4 separate regions of the Homo sapiens genome follow, and all the other regions are linked to region 3. Evidence: chromatin loops called from intact Hi-C (ENCODE). Cell type or tissue: GM12878. All regions are shown on one strand.

Evidence for each region. Hi-C counts contacts between places; a loop is a spot of excess contacts. Peaks named below come from ENCODE experiments on the same cell type or tissue, not always from the same donor. Only the 100,000 strongest peaks of a DNase experiment are listed, where the experiment ranks them.
Region 1: it touches region 3 in a loop (3-fold over the local background); 1 of 110 quality-filtered maps calls a loop at or near these places.
Region 2: it touches region 3 in a loop (6-fold over the local background); 1 of 110 quality-filtered maps calls a loop at or near these places.
Region 4: a loop joins it to region 3, with 2.8 times the contacts of the local background. A loop is called at or near these places in 1 of 110 quality-filtered maps.

Annotation. Positions count from the first base shown.
Region 1 is chr18:52,285,488-52,290,487 of GRCh38, forward strand. No RefSeq gene overlaps it. Among named protein-coding and RNA genes, the nearest start is that of DCC, 52 kb to the right of the region's middle. In GM12878, a CTCF peak has its summit at 3,107 (motif pointing left); a DNase peak (open chromatin) is centred at 3,095.
Region 2 is chr18:51,950,636-51,955,635 of GRCh38, forward strand. No RefSeq gene overlaps it. Among named protein-coding and RNA genes, the nearest start is that of DCC, 390 kb to the right of the region's middle. RefSeq lists enhancers at 2,090-2,139, 2,170-2,229, 2,875-3,144. In GM12878, no CTCF peak of the experiment used is centred here; DNase peaks (open chromatin) are centred at 2,352 and 3,116; H3K27ac peaks cover 3,411 bases.
Region 3 is chr18:51,722,248-51,727,247 of GRCh38, forward strand. No RefSeq gene overlaps it. Among named protein-coding and RNA genes, the nearest start is that of LINC01630, 330 kb to the left of the region's middle. In GM12878, no CTCF peak of the experiment used is centred here; DNase peaks (open chromatin) are centred at 3,124 and 4,545; H3K27ac peaks cover 2,475 bases.
Region 4 is chr18:51,998,617-52,003,616 of GRCh38, forward strand. No RefSeq gene overlaps it. Among named protein-coding and RNA genes, the nearest start is that of DCC, 340 kb to the right of the region's middle. In GM12878, no CTCF peak of the experiment used is centred here; a DNase peak (open chromatin) is centred at 1,979.

The sequences.
Region 1 (5,000 bases), 560 kb after region 3:
TTCTGCCTGCAGCTACTTACTTCTTTTTTAAATTCCTTGGGAAAACTGTATATCTCCTGGGAGCATGACCCCCTGCTATACATTTTGCTCTCCAATCTGTTTATCGTATCTCTTAATTGGCTTGAATGCCCTGATTACATTGGGAATTAAATCTGTCTTCCTATTTGGTTGTGTGGCAGCAGTTTGTTTGCAGTGTCTTTACTCAGACAGGACAAACCTTTAATGCAAGCAGGAACTTGTCCCGCCTTGGTTTTCTAGGTTGAAGGATTGCACCCCACTCCATCTGATCCCCTGCAAAATGCATTGTAATAAAGGGGTTCTAAAACTTTGTCATTTGCCAGTGTGTAGGAATCAAGGTCCAGAGGGAAAAACTGGTTTGTGGAATGGCTGCCATTTTGTGACTATTATGATAAAAGACCATGGTATTTTATTGAAGGCAACAGAGCCCAGTAGCAGCAGAACACCAGGAAGGAGGGAGGAGATACCAGGAGGAGGGGAGAGCGCACTCAGAATTTTCTCTGCTTCATGTTTCCTGTGCCTAAAAGGATCCTTTTATTTATTTTTTCTCCCTGATGGATTCTTACTCATTCTCCAAGGCTCAGCTTAAACACCATCTCCTCTGTGGAGTTGTTTTGTATGGACTCTTCCTGCTCTGTATTTCTTCTTTTTCCGCACCTCAGAAGAGGTCATGCCTTCATCCTGTAGGCTATGGTAGTCACATGCACACCTCCCCCTGCTGGGAACCTTGGAAGCAGAGATCATGCTTTATTTCTCTGTATTTTCTAAGATTATTGGGAACCCAGTAGATAGGCAATCCAGGCAGGAATGAACAAACTGATGAATGAATAAGCGAATGAAAAAAACTAGCAACATTTTGCCTTGGGTCCTCTGTGCACACACTGTCGTTTAACTAAATGGTGCAGCAAGTAATTCTTGCTAAACGATTTGCAGAAACTAGCCCTGGCAACTTTCTTCTTGCCCATCAAAACCTTGGAAATCACTTAATTCCCCTCTCTCACTTTTATCTCCTCTTGTTGATTCCATGCCTGAAATATTTCTCACCTCTTTCCATTTCCCCTATACCAAGGTTTTCCATGCCCTCTCCTCATCCCTCTTCTTAGCATTCTACTTGGCAGCATGGTTGTATCTGTTCATGATTCATTTCAGTTCCTTCTACCACCACCCTTCAAACAGCAGTTTTATACCAAGAGTAAAATGGATGTGTTTACAGAGATAACTTTAGAATGCGCTTGCTAACTGTTAGAGGAACATGATATATCACTATACGTTAAAATTATCTGAGATGTTAGGGATGTTAATAAAATAAATTGGAAAGAGATGTGCATGCAGGGCCCTTATCATTCAAGATAACATCGGAAGCTCAAAAGCAGACTCCCCTGTGTAACTGAGGGGAGCGTTTTACAAGATTAAAATGTTCCAAGCACTGTCGGCTCTGACAATGGCATTAAACAATTTTTCACAAGGGGTGGAAATCAAACCAGATCTAATAAGAAAGATCCTTATGTGGCTGCATGATGAGAAGATGAAAGACGCAACTATTGCAGGAAGGATGGCCCTGACATGCAGGGGTGCCAGGCGATTCACAAAATCCTGCATGGGTGTAAGTTTCCGCCTAACACTTTAATAACAAAAATATCTCTTTTTAACTGGTGTTAGCTTATTTTTCCCTCTGGCCTTTCTTTTTCTATTTCTTACTGAAAGCAAATAACCTATTATCAACTCCTGATAATATGTGGTGGTTTTAACTTCAGCTCCTGAAGCTGAGTCTTGGGAACTGATGAATAAGACATTTTTCTTCACGTTCTATTGTGAAAACATTCCTGGTATTTCTCTTATTTCCTGTGCCTTAGAGAACTCAGTAGGGTGCTGAATTTCAGTAGAGATACAAATGTACTTGCAAGCTTGGCATTGATTTATCATGATCTTTCCTGTAAGGGAAAAATAGAGATTGTTTTTGCTGTACAGACTTCCCTAGAAGAGTTTGACTTCTAACACCTCTGATGGGTAGTCTAATTGGATTTAGAAGATGGTATGAATCTCTTTTGGCAACAATGAAAGGCACACAGAGGCCTAAGGGCAGCCATCATTTATTTATTTATAACACATTTTATTTCAAAAAAATGTTAAGCCAATCCCTGCTCCTGAGTCTACATCAATACTTTTGACACGTAAAAAAACAATATAAATCACAAATTTAATACATTCTCTCTAAGTTTTCCTAATGATATATTCAATGGTCTCATGCCTTCTTTCAAATTAAACAACCTAGTTTAGTCTCTTCTGTTTTCATGTATGATAACCCGCCTTGCCAATGCACCTGGTCCTTTAAATATCAATCTATATTTTTCCTGAAATGGAGGATACCTAATAATTATCTGGAACCAAATAGTGGATTGAATGGAAACTCTGCTGTCCACACCTTTGACAATTATACCACTGGTTCCTCATAAAGGAACCTCCAAATGTCAAAGCATAGAAGAAAGAATGAGAACTTTCTGCAGTCCATCATCTGTAATAAAGGAATGTTATGGAATACATGGAGAGAACGCCTGAACACAGCATTGGAAAGTGAAGAATTTGAATTGTATAGAGTAGAGGACAGATGAGCATCTTTTTAAATTAATTGAATTAACCAAACTTAGTACAGTATTAATAGCCCTTTATGAGAAACAATTAAATATAGCAAAAATTGTGGTATTCCAAGGAACTATTCTAAAAGACATACAAATGGAAAGCCTAAGTGTGAATATGCATGCATGATAACTTGGAGAAAATTCCAAAGTTTGAGTTTTCCAATCCTTGAGGCTGTTCTATTAATAATATTCATCAAAATATTCGTTTCACTCAAAGGAATTGAGACTGTGGCTTCAGAAGGAAACATTTAACCAGATATATTTATATATTCAACCAGTGGAAAGAAGAAAATACATTACTTCTCTTTCAATAACACAACATCTTTATTTTACCCTTCTACCTGGAGGGTACAGATAGAGTCCAGAGGAAAATCAGCTATTTCTGAATTTTTAGGAATGGTATTATCTAATCGTGAGCTACCTGGGGCCGGTGCTAGGGAGCACAGCGCCCACTTGTGGGCATGCGTAATTTGCCACTGCTCTGTGCAGGTGAATTTAATCAACACCTTTTACCTTCTCCCCAAAGACACCAGCCCACTAAAATGCATGGGGTTGGGTAGGGGGATGGTGGAGAAGGGTGGGAGAAGGGGCTCTGGATGTACACAAATCATTCGGAAAGGCAAACCATCTCTGTTTTGGAAAATAAAGTTTTATGGACAGCTGTGCCCGTTTGTTTACATATTGTCTGTGGCTGCTTTCACACAACAGAGTTGCATAGTTATGACAGAGAGTAGATTGCAGAAAAAAGCAAAGATATTCAATGTGTGTCCCTTTACAGAAAAAGTTTGCCAACCTCTGCTTTAAACTCTTAGGTTTACCTGCAAGCCCGTCTGGAGATTTTCAGAGATCCATTCATCCAATCCTCCAGAATATCAGCAATGTTTCCTTTACATTTGTGATTATGCCTTCCTGCATTTTCTAAAACTGGAGGGAATATTTATTTTTTTCAGTGTTATCAGAAGACACTAGAGTCTACATTTGTTAACTCGTTTATGTAAATGGGTGAAAAATCAGAGAGGACCACAGGAAACTTGTATTTTAAATAGCTTCCAATCACTGAGCCATAGAGAGTGATACCATGATCCAAGCCAAAGAGTGAGTACCACCCTATAACACCCTCACCCCCAAACCAGGAGGTTTGAATCTGGGAGCCATAGTCCCAGAGGCATTCTACTGCTGCCACTGCTGATAAACCCAGCTGTCACACCAAGAAGGATCACTTCCCAGACTGACAACAAAGACTTCGGTGGTACCTACTTGCAGAGGTTGGCAAAAGATGCCACATGGGCCAGGTGTTCACAGCCTATCTCCTCCTCCATAAACAATGCAGGATGTTTTATGCTCACAGCAGAGTAATGACTCTAAGAGACTGAATGATTAAATGCCAGTCTGCCAGCCAGAGTACATTTGTTTTCTGCTTGAAAAAGCCACTTTCATTTTGTATGACAGCTTTCTTAACTGCAACATAGCTCAGAAAATGACAGAGAGCGAATGAGAATAAGTGATTGTAAACTGGCAAACAACTATTTGCTACTATTTGAACTACCATTAAACTGTTCATTCAATTTCTACTCAGAAGCCATCAGTCAGCTGTGGAACCAGAATGTAAGCATTATTTATTTGGTGGCATTACAATGCCATCTAATCTTGGAGAAAATCATTTAGACAAAAATCAGAGTATCCAAAAATTGCCTTGACATTCAGTGGCAAAATGCAATGCTTAACCATAGCTTCTTGCATTTCTGTATTTTTTTTCTCATTATTATTACTGAGATACTTGAATTCCATTCTCATTCCAATATCATGCCTTCAATAGTATCATTTTTCTCACTAGCTGCCTGTGCAGGCCAGGAATTGTTAACACAGAGCAAAGCTAAAGCTTTGTAAAATGTTCAAGGGCTACTCCTGGCTCCCATTTAGTATCATTCATTTCCTTTGGGAATATGCCTGTTCACAATTTCCTAAGACAGCCTTGTTCACCATGGAAGAAACAGAAAATGTAAAAACAGTGAGGTCAGCTACCAGGTGCTCTGCCTACTTTACCTTATTTAAACCTCTTAATCTTAATGAGGTAGGTAGTTTGCCTCTGTTATAGACAAAAAAGTTGAGGCTTATGTAGGTTAAGGGATTCGCCAAAAAGTTGGAGCTGGATATCAAGTCTGACTGACCCTAAGTTCATCTTACGAAGTTGCTTCTTAAAGGAAGCTAGTGTTATTGCCTGTTCCATCGAAAGTAAAGAAATTTAAATACTCCAAAGGAGTCGGTATTTATTATGTATATAGATAGGAATTTGAAGTAATGAAATAAATCATGTTTAGGCGAATGTCAGTGTTAGAGTTCCATATG
Region 2 (5,000 bases), 230 kb after region 3:
TTTACCCGGATTAGAATGTAGAAAGTTTCCAAGAGCAAGAGACCATCACATATCCTAATAGTAAGAAAAAATTAAAGAAAAATTTAAAAATTATAATTTTTGGCCAGGCATGGTGGCTCACACCTGTAATCCCAGGACTTTGGGAGGCCGAGGCCAGGGGGATCACGAGGTCAGGAGATCGAGACCATCCTGACTAACATGGTGAAACCCCGTCTCTACTAAAAATACAAAAAATTAGCCAGGCGTGGTGGTGGCTGCCTGTAGTCCCAGCTATTCGGGAGGCTGAGGCAGGAGAATGGCATGAACCTGGGAGGCGGAGCTTGCAGTGAGCCGAGAGCGCGCCACTGCACTCCAACCTGGACAACAGAGCGAGACTCCATCTCAAAAAAAAAAAAAAAATACAAATCAGCTTTGTTTCAGGAAGAAATAAATGCTTTCTAGGAAAGAAGGGTCTTATGGCTATTTTCATTTCTAGGGACATGGAAGAAAGATAATTAAGGACCCCAGAGGTAGGGCTAAGGAGAAACCAGCCTAACTTTTGACACACTTCAAATTCACACATCTGGGCAAGCACAATGAATAGAAACCCCAAGGATCCACATTAATAAAGCAAATATGCATCCAATCTTCAAATATTTCCCATGATGCCTTAATTGAGTGCATGAGAATAACCCACAGAGGGCTGGTGGCAAAGGAGGAAAACAGAGCATTTCTGAGGCAAAGTGTGCCTTCCCTAAATGAAAGTCAGCAGGTAACCAAAACAGGGCAGAAGAAAACTGAGCAAGATTGGCCTTATCCCAAAGAGCACAGGGCTTTTATGCCTGTAAGATAGTGCCACACTCAAAGGCAGGGTATAAGACAGGAGAGCGAGGTGAGATCCCACCTCCACAAGTTGCATGGGCCTTATTAACAGAACAGAAATACCCAGATGAAGGTTGGAAAAAGAAGAGTTAAGAGAGAACCGCTGCACTAAGGTGCATTCAGTCTTTACTGAAAGGTAAGGATAGGGCAGCAGAGTAGAGAGATTTCCCAAAGCACTGAAATCCAGGCAAGGGCTTCGGAGTGAGAACTCCCCGGGGACTCCAAAAAAGCTGATTGCTGAGTTATAAAGCTGAGAGAGATCTCTTGTAGTTCAGAAGGTTAGTGGCTGACTATGCAGCATAAAGATAAGTACATCATCCCAGTGGTGTTCAGATCCTAAGCTCGGCTTAGGGAAAGTTCTGTTCTCACCATAAAACATTTGAAGTCAGTGGTAGGCTGAATCATTCTAAAGCTGCAACAAGACGAAACCCAGCTTAATTGGATATTAGAGTGAATCAGCCTCATACTTACAGTCTGAGAGAAAAAGTTGTATGATCTTATCTTGGGGTAAACATTATTCCTTCCAGGCTCTTTTTTTTTTCATACAATGTCTGGCTTACAAAAAAATAAAAATAAGTAACCAAGAAACAAAGAAGCAGAAAAATAAGACCTATAACCTAGCATATAAAACAATCAACAGAAGCAGAACCACAGAAGACCCTGATGTTGGAATTAGCAGTCAAAGGTTTTAAAATAACTGTAATAAATATGTTTATAAATATCTAGTGGAAGTGGTGAACAATTTGCATAAACAAATGGAAAATTTCATTGAAGTGGAAACTAGATAAAAGAACTGAATGGAAACATAAGTGCTGAAAAATATAAGACATAAAGAGTTTATGTGATGAACTTAACAGCAGACTGGACATAGCAAAAGACAAGATCAGTGAACACAAAGTTTAATAAAAAATAACCAAACTGAAATACAAAGAAATAAAATAAATCAAATTACCGAGCAGAGAACTCACTACATGCATGGATATTTTAAATAATATAACATATGGGAAATGAAAGAGAGAAGAGAGTGGGGCAGAAAAAAATTAAACTTATAATAGCCAAGAATTTTCCAAAATTGACCAAAGACATCAACCCTCAGGTCCAAGAAGTTTAGTACTCCTGAGGCAGAATAAGTATAAGTAAAACACACTTATATATCTCATAGTTAAAAGGCTGAAAATCAAGGATAAAAGGGAAAATCATAAAAGCATTTAGAAGGGGTCAGAAAACTGTAGTCTGCAGGCTAGATGTGGCTCAGAAACTGATTTTTTAACAGCCCACATGTAACTGAGTAGCCTAACTTCAAAACGCATTTTTGGTTTCTTTCTTGCTTTTAGCCTTGAAACATACTTTAAAACTCTTGGTTTCCCTTCATTCCCATCAGACACTCCCTTGCACTGCTAGCATATCTGATTATATGCCTACTTACAAGTTCCAGGGGCTAATCTTGAGACAAACTAGGCATGGAGACCCAGCTGTGAAATTCTAGAGATTACCTTGAGGTGATAAGTCTACAATCTGGCCATTGTTAAGATGACACAGCCTGCACTCTTGGTGGACCATGACTTAAGAGAGCCACTGGAACAAGACACACAGACCTTGTACACAGCACCACTCCTGCATGCCTCTCATTCCAAGTTCCCCTTTTAAAATCCCTCTCTCCACGCTGGGCATGGTGGCTCATGCCTATAATTCCAACACTTTGGGAGGCCAAAGTGGGGCAATCGCTTGAGGCCAGGAGTTTGAGACCAGCCTGCTCAACATGGTAAAACCCCATCTCTACTAAAAATATAAATAAAATTAATAAAAAATAAAATAAAATCCCTCTCTGTAGCCTAAAGTTTAGAATGTTCTTTTCAGGGCATAAGCCTAGCCATTCCCCAGATGCTAACTTTGAATAAAGTTTTCTTTTCACCATACATTGCTTCTCATATTTTTGGCCTCTGAGCAGCGAGCCAGCAGACTTGCTTGGGGTTACAAATTTGGTGCCCCATGTGAGGACTGTGCATTTTGATTCCACTTGCCTGTCTTCCTGGTTTCCAATGAGCTAGGCAATTAGCTGTGGCAGTGTTCCAGAAATTAACTGTTCAAGCTACCAGGTGGGGCAAAAGCCCCTCGTAAATGCCAGCTGCTTGTGGCTAGCTGACCCTGTGGTTGGGGCTCTAGGGATTTTCCCAGGAGATGATGAGATGCTTTTTTCTTGGGGAATCTCCCTTCATTTCCCATCATGACACCAGCTGTCTACCATGCTTCGCTGGTGCAAGGAAAGTGACAACTGAAAAGTCACTGAACTTCAGAACTGGGTAGGTCAACCAGAGTGCATCCAGAAACCCTCTGTCTCCTCTGCGTTGTGTCACTTGGGCTCTGCTCTGGACCTAGCTGCTTGTGATACCATCTGTGTGTACATCATCTGTGGCACCACTTGGACTCTCCTCTGTTTGGACTTAGTTGCTCATGGGGCTTTCTGAGGCTTTAGAGTTTTTACCTAGTCCCCTTGGTGGGGATCAGTTTGAGATCAGGCTGTCTGAACATATAGCTGTATGTGTGTGGCATCTATATTTGGGCCCTTATCTCTCTTTTTCTCATCCTCTATTTCTCTCTTTCACTTGAAAGTGACTCACACAGCCTCTGCTCAATCCAGGAATCTGGCCTTGAAGGAGAACGACTTCCATCTCCCTGGCTTTTGGTTCAGTTGTCCTTCCTGGGACCCCAGAGTACTTCTTACAACTATGCCAGACCTTGTCGGGGAGGAAAGCATCAGAACTCTTTGGCAGATTTTTCTAAGCAGGGCCGTCTCTCTGCTTGTGTTTCTCAATGCTGTTTATGTGAGGAAAAGACTGAAAACACCTGGGCTAAATCCTTGAACAGTCCCAACTCCAATCCTTTAACCCTTTTTGTCTTCCTGGTTCATCATTTTATTAGCTGTCATTCTGTTACTGTTTACCAGGGTGGTGAATACAGCAGAACCTGAGTTTGGGGAAAGGTCAAGGTATCAAAATAAGCTGTGCTAGTTATTGCCACTCACCAACTTGCTCAGAGAGCTCATTCTTTGACATCCTTGACTGTCAGCTGTGGTGAGATTTGCACAAACATGCCTATTGGCATTGTGCATGATGTTATATAAACTGGAAGTGAAATTTCAGGAGAATCCGTCTGACTTCTGGTGATCTAGTTACACAAGACAACTGGTACAGGTGCAGAAGTAAGAGAGAAAACAGATGTTGTCATTGTAGATTTGGTTGACAGAGACAATTGGTACAGGTACAAAAACAGGGCCAAGATGGGTGGCAAAGTGTCAATCCATTCTGGGAGTCTCCTGGGAGATATCTTGGGTAACTAGATGGCCTATAGCTATGAACCCATGAGGAAGAGAAAAATGATTTTTTTAGTACAATACTGTTTGGACTCTGTATAAAGTCCAATTGTACTGTTGGTCTCCAAACAGAAGTACTCAATCCTGCACTCAAATACAGTTAGAATTGTTTTGTCAGAAGTCTGGAAAATGGGAGGAAATGCCTTATTTCCAGGTTTTCATGCTGTTGCATAATCAGGACTCTGGCCAGGGTGGGACATCAACTGCTGGCTGTGTAAAGGGAGGGAAAAGGGCCCTTCCCAACCAGACAGCCAGACCCAAAAGGAAAGAGATGAGGAAGAGATAGGCCTTTTTACTGCCTTAAATCTGGCCATTCCAATGGACCCAGATGCTATGGCTGCAGCTGATCCAGCAGCCACTCTGCTTGCAGTGACCCAGCTGTAGTGGCTCTAGTGGTTCCTCCAGGAGCTGCTCAAGCAGTCGTGCCCATGGCCACTGTGCAACCCCCTCCCATGGTTGCAACAGCAGCAGCTGTTCTTTTGGTGGCTGTCTCGGCTGCGTCAGCATTGCCTTATGAGGCACCAGACCTGGGGGCAAGCGCTGCTCCTCCGCCTCAGTATGATAAAGGATTTAGAAAGGTCTTTCCCTCCGAGACATGGCAGGGCACCAACTTTGAACAGGGTAAAACCATGACCAGAACAAGGCAAATACCCACTTAGATGGATGCCCATGGGCATCTTGGACCCATTGGATATAGCTGGATTTACATCCCCTTCTCAACGTCCAAAGTATTAAAGTGGAAAAGCTCCAACCCACCCTTATAGAGAGA
Region 3 (5,000 bases):
CTGTGGGTCCAGGTTTTACCCCCCAGCATAAAACCATGAAAGGGCAGTCAGATGTCAGATACCACTGCATTCCTCTGCTGAGATGACCTCCTGCAACACAAGCTGATTTCTTAATGCAAGTCAGTTTTATGGATTTTGCTGCCACTCAAGCTGGCTCTTGGCCATTTATTTGTTGGTCAGTCTGAGCATGGTATCCAAATGTTCCTCAAATTATCAGAAAGCAACGAGGAAGTAGTAAGGTCAGATATTGGTTGTATTTCAGGCCTCAGTTCCAATCTGAGATTACTTGCAGGGATGGAGTTCTCAAACAAGTTAGGCTATTTGTGTACTTCAAGGATTAGGAAGTCTGTACATTTTCTTTAAGAAAAAGAAAATTTTTCACTTAAGAAAAAATCTCTTATTGAGACACATCTTCAATTTCTTCCTATTTGAGAATAAAATTCAGTTTTTCTGCTTTCAGTAGCCACTTGGAACCTCATAGGGTACAATGCATATATCAGCCTAGACATATAGAATCCAAAATATGTGTGTGTGTGTGTGCGTGCACGTGCGCGGATATGCACATATTTGTTATTTGTTGGAAAGGGCCCTTGAAATCTGCTATAAGCCTTATAGACTTAAACCCTACAATTATTACAATCTAGGGAATTCTATTGTTCTATAGTCTTTGTCTGAGTGCTCGTGGATGTGGCTGTTGGCTGAGTTTGAGCCCTGCTTGTTCAGAACCTTCTGAAACACCTGATGGGCACCATTCATTAGCCACTCCTAAAGTAGTGAACTAGAGATGGGCTGGTGTTCCTGGTCCAGCCTCTTCCTGCCCTGCCTTCTTTCTCAGTAAGCCTGTATTGCAAAGGTCAGGGAAGGGAAACACTGTAATCCACTTGATTGATATCCATTTGACTGTCTGCTACAATATTCGTGGGATCATTGGTAACAAAGGTCATTTTGCAACCAGATTTGAGTTTCTATTTCCTCTCCTTCATATCTTCCTCCTCATCCCTTTCTTTTGGGAAAAAAATAACCATTTATATTTGCAACAGCCCAACAAATTCCAAATGCTGGCAAAGATGGCGCTGGCCGTGTTTAGTCTTGTCAACATCTCTTTCCTGAGGCTTCTTTCTCCCTTCTTGATGTTCATTCTCACTTAAAATGAAGTCTATTAAATACCCTGGACAAATTTAGAGATTCACTACTTTATGCACTGGAAGAATAACAGTGAGAGATATGGCCCTGCTCTTTAGTTGCTAAAATGCTAATATCTGAGTATAGTTGAAAAATAGGAATAAAGATAGAGTTTTTAACTTTTCATTCTAAAATGAGATCAAAGCTAGGTAGAACAGTGGAGACTTCGGGTGGCTCCTTACCCTTCATTGTTCTATCGCAGTCTCACCTGAGTCTTCATTTAAACATTTAGTTTCCCTGTCCCTTTCCCTGAAGATTTTGGGATAAAGATCAACAATCTGTCTTTTTCTAAACCAGTGCTCCTACATGATTCTCAGGGTCTTTCAAATTCAAGAGACACTGGCCTAAAGGAGCTAAGTCTGAGTCTTAGCTCCTTTAGTAAAAGGATCTTAGAGATCATCACTTCCCCTCATTTTTCAGATCCATAATCTGGGGTACAGGGAGTGTCTGGGCCCTGCTAAAGTCATCCTACTCACTGATCGAGAAACTGTCTTGAGAACCTGGGTTTCCAAACTCCTGGCAAGGTATAGGGTGCTTTTTCTGCCACACCACCTGAAGATCGCCAAGATGGATGCATATACCTGGCGCCTTCGTGGAGATCAGAGGAGGACCAACAGCAACACATTAATCTGAGAGAACGTGCCTTTCCAGTAATATCCAACCGGTAGCTCATGTGATCACCCGGCACCTCAACAGTGTGCCATCCACCTCAGAGGGCTGGAGAGATGGCACCAACTAATCCTTCATGCCTGTTCCCAGAAAGAGATGGTGCTGGCCATGTTCAGTCTTGTCAAAATCTCTTTCCTGAGGCTTCTTTCTCCTCTCTTTATGTTTGCATCTGGGGAGTTAATCAAATAGATTGTGAATATTGGGAAAATATTGTATTTGATTTTACGTTCTGTATACAGCCAATGATAGGTCCTCAGAATATGGGGAAAATGATACAAAATTAGCTTTTTCTACTCTTTTGACTCAACTGAATTTTACTATGTGCTCTTTAAATCCAATATCTGTAAATTATTGCTGGGATATCTGGTATCTTTAATGAAGTCCATTTATTTTAAGGACATGTATAAAAATAAGGGAAAAAATCATTTACTGAGAGTATAAAAATCTGTTTAGGTGTTTTGAATATATTATATGTATTATATACTTGGTAGAATTATAAAGTAATAGGACTTTTTTTTTAAATGAACCCAAGTTTTCATCCCCTTCAAAGAAGTATTCCTGGAAATTAACCTGTGAGTCATATTAAAAAACCAAAAGAAAAACCTGCTTCATTTTTTATCCCAAACTCTATAATCTTAAATGATCATTCATACCACTACTCAAATTCCAGGTGACTTTTGAAAGGGGTTCCAAGAATCAAATTTGCCTGTGAACATACAGGTTTAAAATATTTAAATGCATGTGTTTCAGTTGTTGGGGAAATATAATTCTGCCAACACAAGACCCTTCTGAAACATAGAGAAGAGGGAGAAACCATTTATTACCTGGTGAGCATTATCAGATTTACACACACATCCAGCAGCATGGAAGTGACTATAAAGTCTGGACAGAATCGCACATAAATTTATACAGTAAAGTAGAAAAAAAGACAATTAAAATGTCTCATCTGTTTGACAGACAAATGAATATGCACCTTGTGATTGTCCCTATATGCCTCCCGTGTTAATTTTGGAGGCATGTATTTATAGTTCCAAGGGTCAGAAGGCTTGTGACCTGCTTTGTAAAATCAAAAGTTCTGTGGCCTCTTAGTTTTCAGAGACACTCTAAAGAGGAGAGCGCGAGAAGACATCCACATCCCTTATTAAAGAACGTTTTGTCACTTTACACTTACATGTGCCTTGAAGCCAATTCCCTAAGAAATGTTCCAGCAGTGATCTGAGACACATCTGTATGATTGGAAGCAGGATGTTACCTGCTAGGGTGACTATTTGGAACAAAACCCACTAATTTAGTTATCAAAGTCTCAGTATGTTTACTTAAAAAGTCAGTTCCAGTCCCAGTTTGTATGTGGGCAGAATTGCTAAATGTGAACGTTCATTTAAAAAGTCATTTTGCTGAGTCACTCATTCAGTGAAAACCCAAGGGAGTTAATTACACAGTGGGAGTAGAGGCCGTGAGGGCAGATGACTCGATTTGCTCACAGAAAGGAGATGGAAGTGAGGGCCCAGCTTGAGGAGCTGCCTGGGTAGTATTTTCTGAAAGACTAGCGGGAGTCCAGACACTTCCCAACTTGAAGGAAGTGCTACTCTTTTGTTTTAATGCTGTGACTTTGACTAACAGCTAAGCGGAAGCTGTGAGGTAAAGTGCCAAAGCTACAGGAAACAGGTAGAGGATTTGCCAACAAATAGAAATAATTAACATTTTCTTCTAAACAAGTAGTGATATGGGAGGCAACCTCATTGATGTTATGCTGGTTTGTTTTCCACTTTCTTTGATATACTCAGCTTTTTATTTTATTTTTTATCTTTTGAGACGGAGTCTTGCTCTGTCTCCCTAGGCTGAAGTGCAGTGGTGTAATCTCGTCTCACCGCAACCTCTGCCTCCCAGATTCAAGCAATTCTTCTGCCTCGGCCTCCTGAGTAGCTGGGACTAACAGGCGCCCACCACCATGCCCAACTAATTTTTGTATTTTTAGTAGAGACGGGGTTTCACCATATTGACCAGGCTGGTCTCGAACTCCTGACCTCAAGTGATCCACCAGCCCCGCCCTCCCAAAGTGCTGGGATTACAGGCATGAGCCACCACGCCCAGCCTACTCAGCTTTTTAGAGCAGCTCTATCCCATAAAATTTTCTGCGATGATGCAGATGTTCTGTATCTGTAGCTGTCTATATGTAGCCAGTGGTCACGTGTGACGATTGAGCACTTGAAATGTGGATCATGTGACTGAGAAACTCAAGATTTAATTGTGTTTAATTTTAATTAATATAAATGTAAATAGTTACAAGGGCCCAGCAGCTACCGTATTGGACAATACTTTGGAAAGAACCAAGTACTTCTATAGTTCCTGGAAAGTACTTATACTTTTTTTTATAAATTTTGCTCATTTATTTTTTTCTTCCACAGCCATATTGTTAACTGAAAACACATAAAGTACGAGTGTTACATTTTTTTTCTTTCTTGTTCCAAGTAACTTTTCCCTGTGTCTGCAGCGTTACAGGCCACTAAGGTCAATCTCATCCTCTAGGACAGGACTCAGTGGGAAGCGTGATTGCCTGGTAGTACTAGGCTTTTTCAGACTTGTTGGCACCCACCCTGATCAAGAGCTAGTAGAGCTGACATGTCTTAGCAACTTGGCAGACAGAGAAATCACCACTCACTTGGCTTTGGTCATTTCCCTTGTGTTCTCTATTTCTTTTCTGAGAAGACTCTGGGGAAGTGAGAAATTGCACTGCTCATGCTGTGGGCTCTGGCACAGAATTCTGGCTGTTGGGGCAGCAGATGTGCTGCGGGAGGTATCTTTCAAGGAACTGCATATGGGCCAATGTTGGAGGAGGAGGTATCTTTTTAGATAGGATTCTTTCCCTGCCACACAAATGCTGGCTCTTATCTCTATAATTCCCCTGTGAGATTTAATATCTCTTTCAACACACGACCATGTGTGTTGAATAAAGGTTGAATAAAGGCACAAAGCATAATTGCTTTCATTTCAAATCCTGCTGGCTTTATGTATATTCCTTAAACAAACTAGAAGGACACTCAGGGATGCTGTGACATTATTTCTTCATTTCACTAACACCTGTGCCGGAGACCCAGGGAGGGGAAGTGTCTTTTTGGGGGTCAGGGTTGCATGGCTGGTTCCTATAGAGA
Region 4 (5,000 bases), 280 kb after region 3:
ATTCCTGCTGCCCATGGGTTATTATTCTGATGTTCCTATACCCTATGCAGACTTTCCACACTTTCAGACTCTGGTTCTGCCAGGCCTGTCAGCTACTGGGAATTTTTGTATCTGACCAAGCAAATCTTTGACTTCTCTCCTTACCTTTGGGCTGCTCACCTGCTTTGCCCAGAACAGTGAGGTGTAGAAATGGCTGAAAAGAGAGGCTGGTCTTGCCTGATGTTATTGGCATCTCTTAGTCATGGTCTTGCTCAGAGAGGAGAAGCTGCTATCAATAGGCACTAAGCAACATTTCTTTCCTTTGGATTCCTTTAGTCATGCTACATGGTGTCTAGACACACCACATGACTTGTGGGTAGAGCCACCAGTGTGGATTCAGGTGTATGACAGTCAGCTACTGACAATGAGCTCTCTAACTATCAGAAAACGAAGCACTTGTTTTCAATCGCTGCTTGATTATTCTCATTTTGTGTGGGTTTTACCCTATTGCCGTGCAGCAAATGTAGCCAAGCTGATTTCATTTCCAGAGTATTGACCTGGTAAGTAAAATTCCTGAGTGATCATGGTACACAACTGTGTGAAGTACAGGATAAAAATCTTGCAGTGACTTGGTGTTCTCTTCTGTAAAATGGGATTAGTTCATGATAAGCAGGAATTGTATATGCATTAGATTGTGCTTAAACTGTGTTGCTACGTAGATTTGAGACTCAGCTGAAAATTAGAGAACATTTATTTCCCAGACAATTCATGTTACTGGAAATCTCCTAGAGTCAAGACCCGAAGAAATATTCACAAGGCTTTCCATATGTTAAGCTTGGCAGGATTATAAAATAAAAAGCATGCTTGAAAAATCGTTTAGATGGTTGATGTGAATATGCAGCCTGAGATCCAGCAGATTTTCAGGAAAATGTGGTGCAAGTACTTTGAATGATGCAATTTTGCACTTCAGCTACTTCTAGCCTCCTTCAGAATTTGACACCATCTACAGCATGAAAAAAAATGGGTCTGTATTCAAAAATATGCCAACCACATAAAAATGTGGGGTACTTAAATTGGACAAACTTGTACTTTTCAAAAAATTGGGCTAACAAGCTTCAAAGAAGGAAGAAAGTGTTAGGAGTGACAGCTCAGAAAATGAGACCAATTGGATGAAGATATATTTTGTACACATACACACAAACTTCAACATGTTTGTGTTCAACGTGTTTTTCCTTTTTCTCTCCCGTTGTATCTCCTTTTAAAAAATGAACTGCTACCTAGGCTGGACTTGGTGGTTCACTCCTGTAATCCCAGCACTTTGGGAGGCCAAGGTGGGAGAATCGCTTAATGAGAGGAGCTTGAGACCAATCTGGGCAACACAGTGAGACCCCATTTCTACTATAAAAGAGAGTTTGCCAGGTATGGTGATGAGCTTGTAGTCCCACCTACTCATGAGGCTGAGGTGAGAGGATAGCTTGAGCCCAGGAATTTTAGGTTATAGTGAGCTATGATTGCACCACTGCATTCCAGCCTGGGTGACAGAGCAAGTCCCTGTCTCAAATAAATAGATAAATAAGTGCTATCTAAATGTATCTGACTCAAGATGACCCTAACTTCAAAAGCATACAACAACTGAAGCTATTTGAAAATAACCCCACTGAAGCAGGCTACTAACATTAGTTAAAACTCGAGATTAAAGGGAGTGCTTGCCCCCTATACCACGGGTTTTCAAAGAGAGGTCTCTGGACCAACTGCAGGAGCATCATCTGGCTCTACTCTAGACCTACAGACTCAGAAACCCTGAAGGTGGGCCTGGCAAGCTGTGCCTCTCAGATTCTCCAGGGAAGTCTGAAGTGCCTCACCTCAGGTTTGAGAACAAATTAACCTTAGCTGCATGTTGTAATCACCAGTGAGGTTTGTTGATTGATTTTTTTTTTTAATATGCAGAGTTTCTACCTCCAGACACTCTGAAGTAATTGATCATGAGTGCAGCCTCTAGAGATTTTACAAAACTCCCCAAGGGAGCTTTGTAAGATTTACCAGTCATAACTGCTAAAAGTTTGAGGAACTTTTCAAACTGTATTGAACATGAAACTCACCTGGCGATTCTGCTAAAATAAAGATGCAATTTCTCAGGGCTGGGACAGGGTCCAGATCCTGCATGTCTAATAAGCTTCCCAGTGATGCTGACTTTGCTGGTGGGAGGACCACAGTCTGAATCCCAGGCCCAAAGTGATACTGATCATTGCTCCCCAACACCTCGTGGAGGCTCATGGCCAGCCAAGGTCCACCCCTTGCTGCATTTAACAACTGACTCCATTGAATTGGAAACTGTAGAGCATCAGAGGTGTTAGTTTCCTAACAATCCAACCTGTTTACAACACATGTAACATACTATAATTTAGTTAATTATTTTTTACTTTCTAAATTTATTTTCTACATTTTAGTTAAATATTTTAAAGGCCAATAAAACACTAACTGTGAAAAGAAAGATTTTTCTTCCCCTATGTTACTCTTAAAAATCAATTAAAAACTTTCAAGTCTCAATAGAAGCAAACTGTACTAGGGAGGGAGAAAAAAGCTGTCCAATTAAGTCGACATAAAGTAATATTTTATGACACTCAGTGTGACAAAAATCTAGGTAGATTCTACATTGAGAATGCTTTGTCAGTGATTTTAAAATTGTTTGGTTAAAGAAATGGGAAGTGAAATATCAAGGGTGTGGTTCATACAAAGCAGGTGATTTGAAATTCCAGTCAGAAGACCCACCCTAAACATTTCTGATCATATATCAAAAGTTTTGCAAATAGATCAAAACTTATGTTTCATTTAAAATATTTTATACTTGTATGTATTATTTTAATTACTTCCTGCTTTAATGGATTTTATTGGTTCACTACTAGTCTTGATTGTGCCAGGTAAAGAGGCTCTACTGTAATTTTGTTTTATAAGAATATTGCTAATCACTATCGTGCATAGCACAGTAGCTGCGTATCAGGAACCATGAAAGTGTTTAGCATTTATTTTAGCTAATCCTCATGAGAGTCCAGGGAATAACATTAATATTCTCATTTTAAAGCTGAAGAATGCAGTGGAGTTTTTTCTGTTCTCACAATTTACTAACATCCCAAAATCCAGCACAGACTGCGAAATATAAGATTCCTCATAGTCTAATAAATTTGCTTAAAACAAAATTAGAAACATTCAAAGCACAGTGAATAATGTGTGCATACTTATTACTTGACATGAGAAAGCAAATCTACTTATAGATAATACATTGTTGTGTTCTGAGCCAACAAAGGGCCTGGGTGGTTACAGAAGGTGAAAGGCAAAAGGTAATAACCCTTCACAATCTAGATTTCAAGTTTCATCCCCACCTCCAGTGTGTACACACACACACACACACACACACACACACACACACACACACACGGTGGCCCAGTAGCTTCTCAATCTTCCTCATGTGCCTACATCTTCATGACTTTCCTCATGCCATCTCCTTTCCCTGATGTGAAAGGAAAATATCTTGGGCCCTCGAAATCACTAAGCTAAAGGGAAATGTCAAGCTGGGAACCGCTTAGGGCAAACCTGCTTCATATTCTATTCAAAATTACCCCTCTGCTCATTGAGATAAATGCATATCCGATTGCCTCCTTTGGAGAGGCTAATCAGAAACTCAAAAGAATGCAACCATTTGTCTCTTATGGACCTAGGACCTGGAAGCCCCCTCCCGTGAGTCCTCTGGCTTTTGCTTTGAGTTGTCCTGACTTTCTGGACTGAACCAGTGTTCATCTTACGTATGTCCATTGAGGTCTCATGTCTCCCTAAAATGTATAAAACCAAGCTGTGCTCTGACCACGTTGAGCACGTGTCATCAGGACCTCCTGATGCCGTGTCAGGGGCGCACATCCGCAACCTTGGCAAAATAAACTTTCTAAATTAACTGAGATATCTCTCAAATTTTCAAGGTTCACACTGGCATATGCTTTCGCCTCTTTTTTCACTCAGGAAACTTCGATTTACCCCTTAAGATTAAGTCGTTCCTCCCCTCAGAACACTTAACCAAGTGACTGTCTGTCTCTTGTGACAGTCTCAAGTGACAGTATGTGGAGAAAACAACTAGTTAGTAGAAGCTCTGGGTGACAAAGGTGGATTTGGCAGAAGTAGTTCATTCAACAAGCACCTGTTAGGCACCTGCTCTGTGACCACCATGGGTGTGGAAGCCACAATGCTTGCTTTACAGAACCTCCATGCTGGTATCGCCAGGTGTCCTGTTTCTGCGTTGTTCCCATGTTTTACTTCCTCACTGTTTTGCCTGCACTTCCTGGGTTTTCTATACTTAGCTCCGGGCTTCAGTTTTAGGTAACGCACTGACTTTTGAGTCCCTCAGGTTCTCTGTGCAACTTCCCAAGAGCAGCCTGATCATCCAGTCTGTCATTTAGGAAATATGATTCTATACTCAACACATTGTTTCATTATATGAGTCTTACAGTCTCCTGATTTTTGTCTCTTCTCAGCCCTAAATTATTCCAGAGACTAGCATCTCTCCTTTGTTGCCCCTTAAACAGTTTATCATGCATCTTTGGGATTGTCCAAGTTCTATATGCAACTTCTCTTTATTGTGCACACTTTCAGACCAAATACTGTCTTATTTATCTTCACTTTCACATTTTGCTTTTCTATTATTTATTAATGTTAAATACACATAATATAAAATTCACCATTTAAACCATTTTTAAGTGTACGGTTCAGTGGCATTAAGTACACTCACACTGTTTTGCAACCATTACCACCATCCATCTCCAGAACCTTTTTATCATTTCTATGAAATTCTGTATCCATTAAATAGTAACTCCCCATTACCCCGCTCCTTGATCCTTGGTAACATTTATTCTACTGTCTCTATGAATCTGCATATTCTAGGTACTTCGAATGAAATCATATTTTTTTTCCTTTTTTTTTTTTTAACGGATGGATTCTAGCTCTGTCGCCCAGACTGGAGCACAGTGGCGCCATGTCAA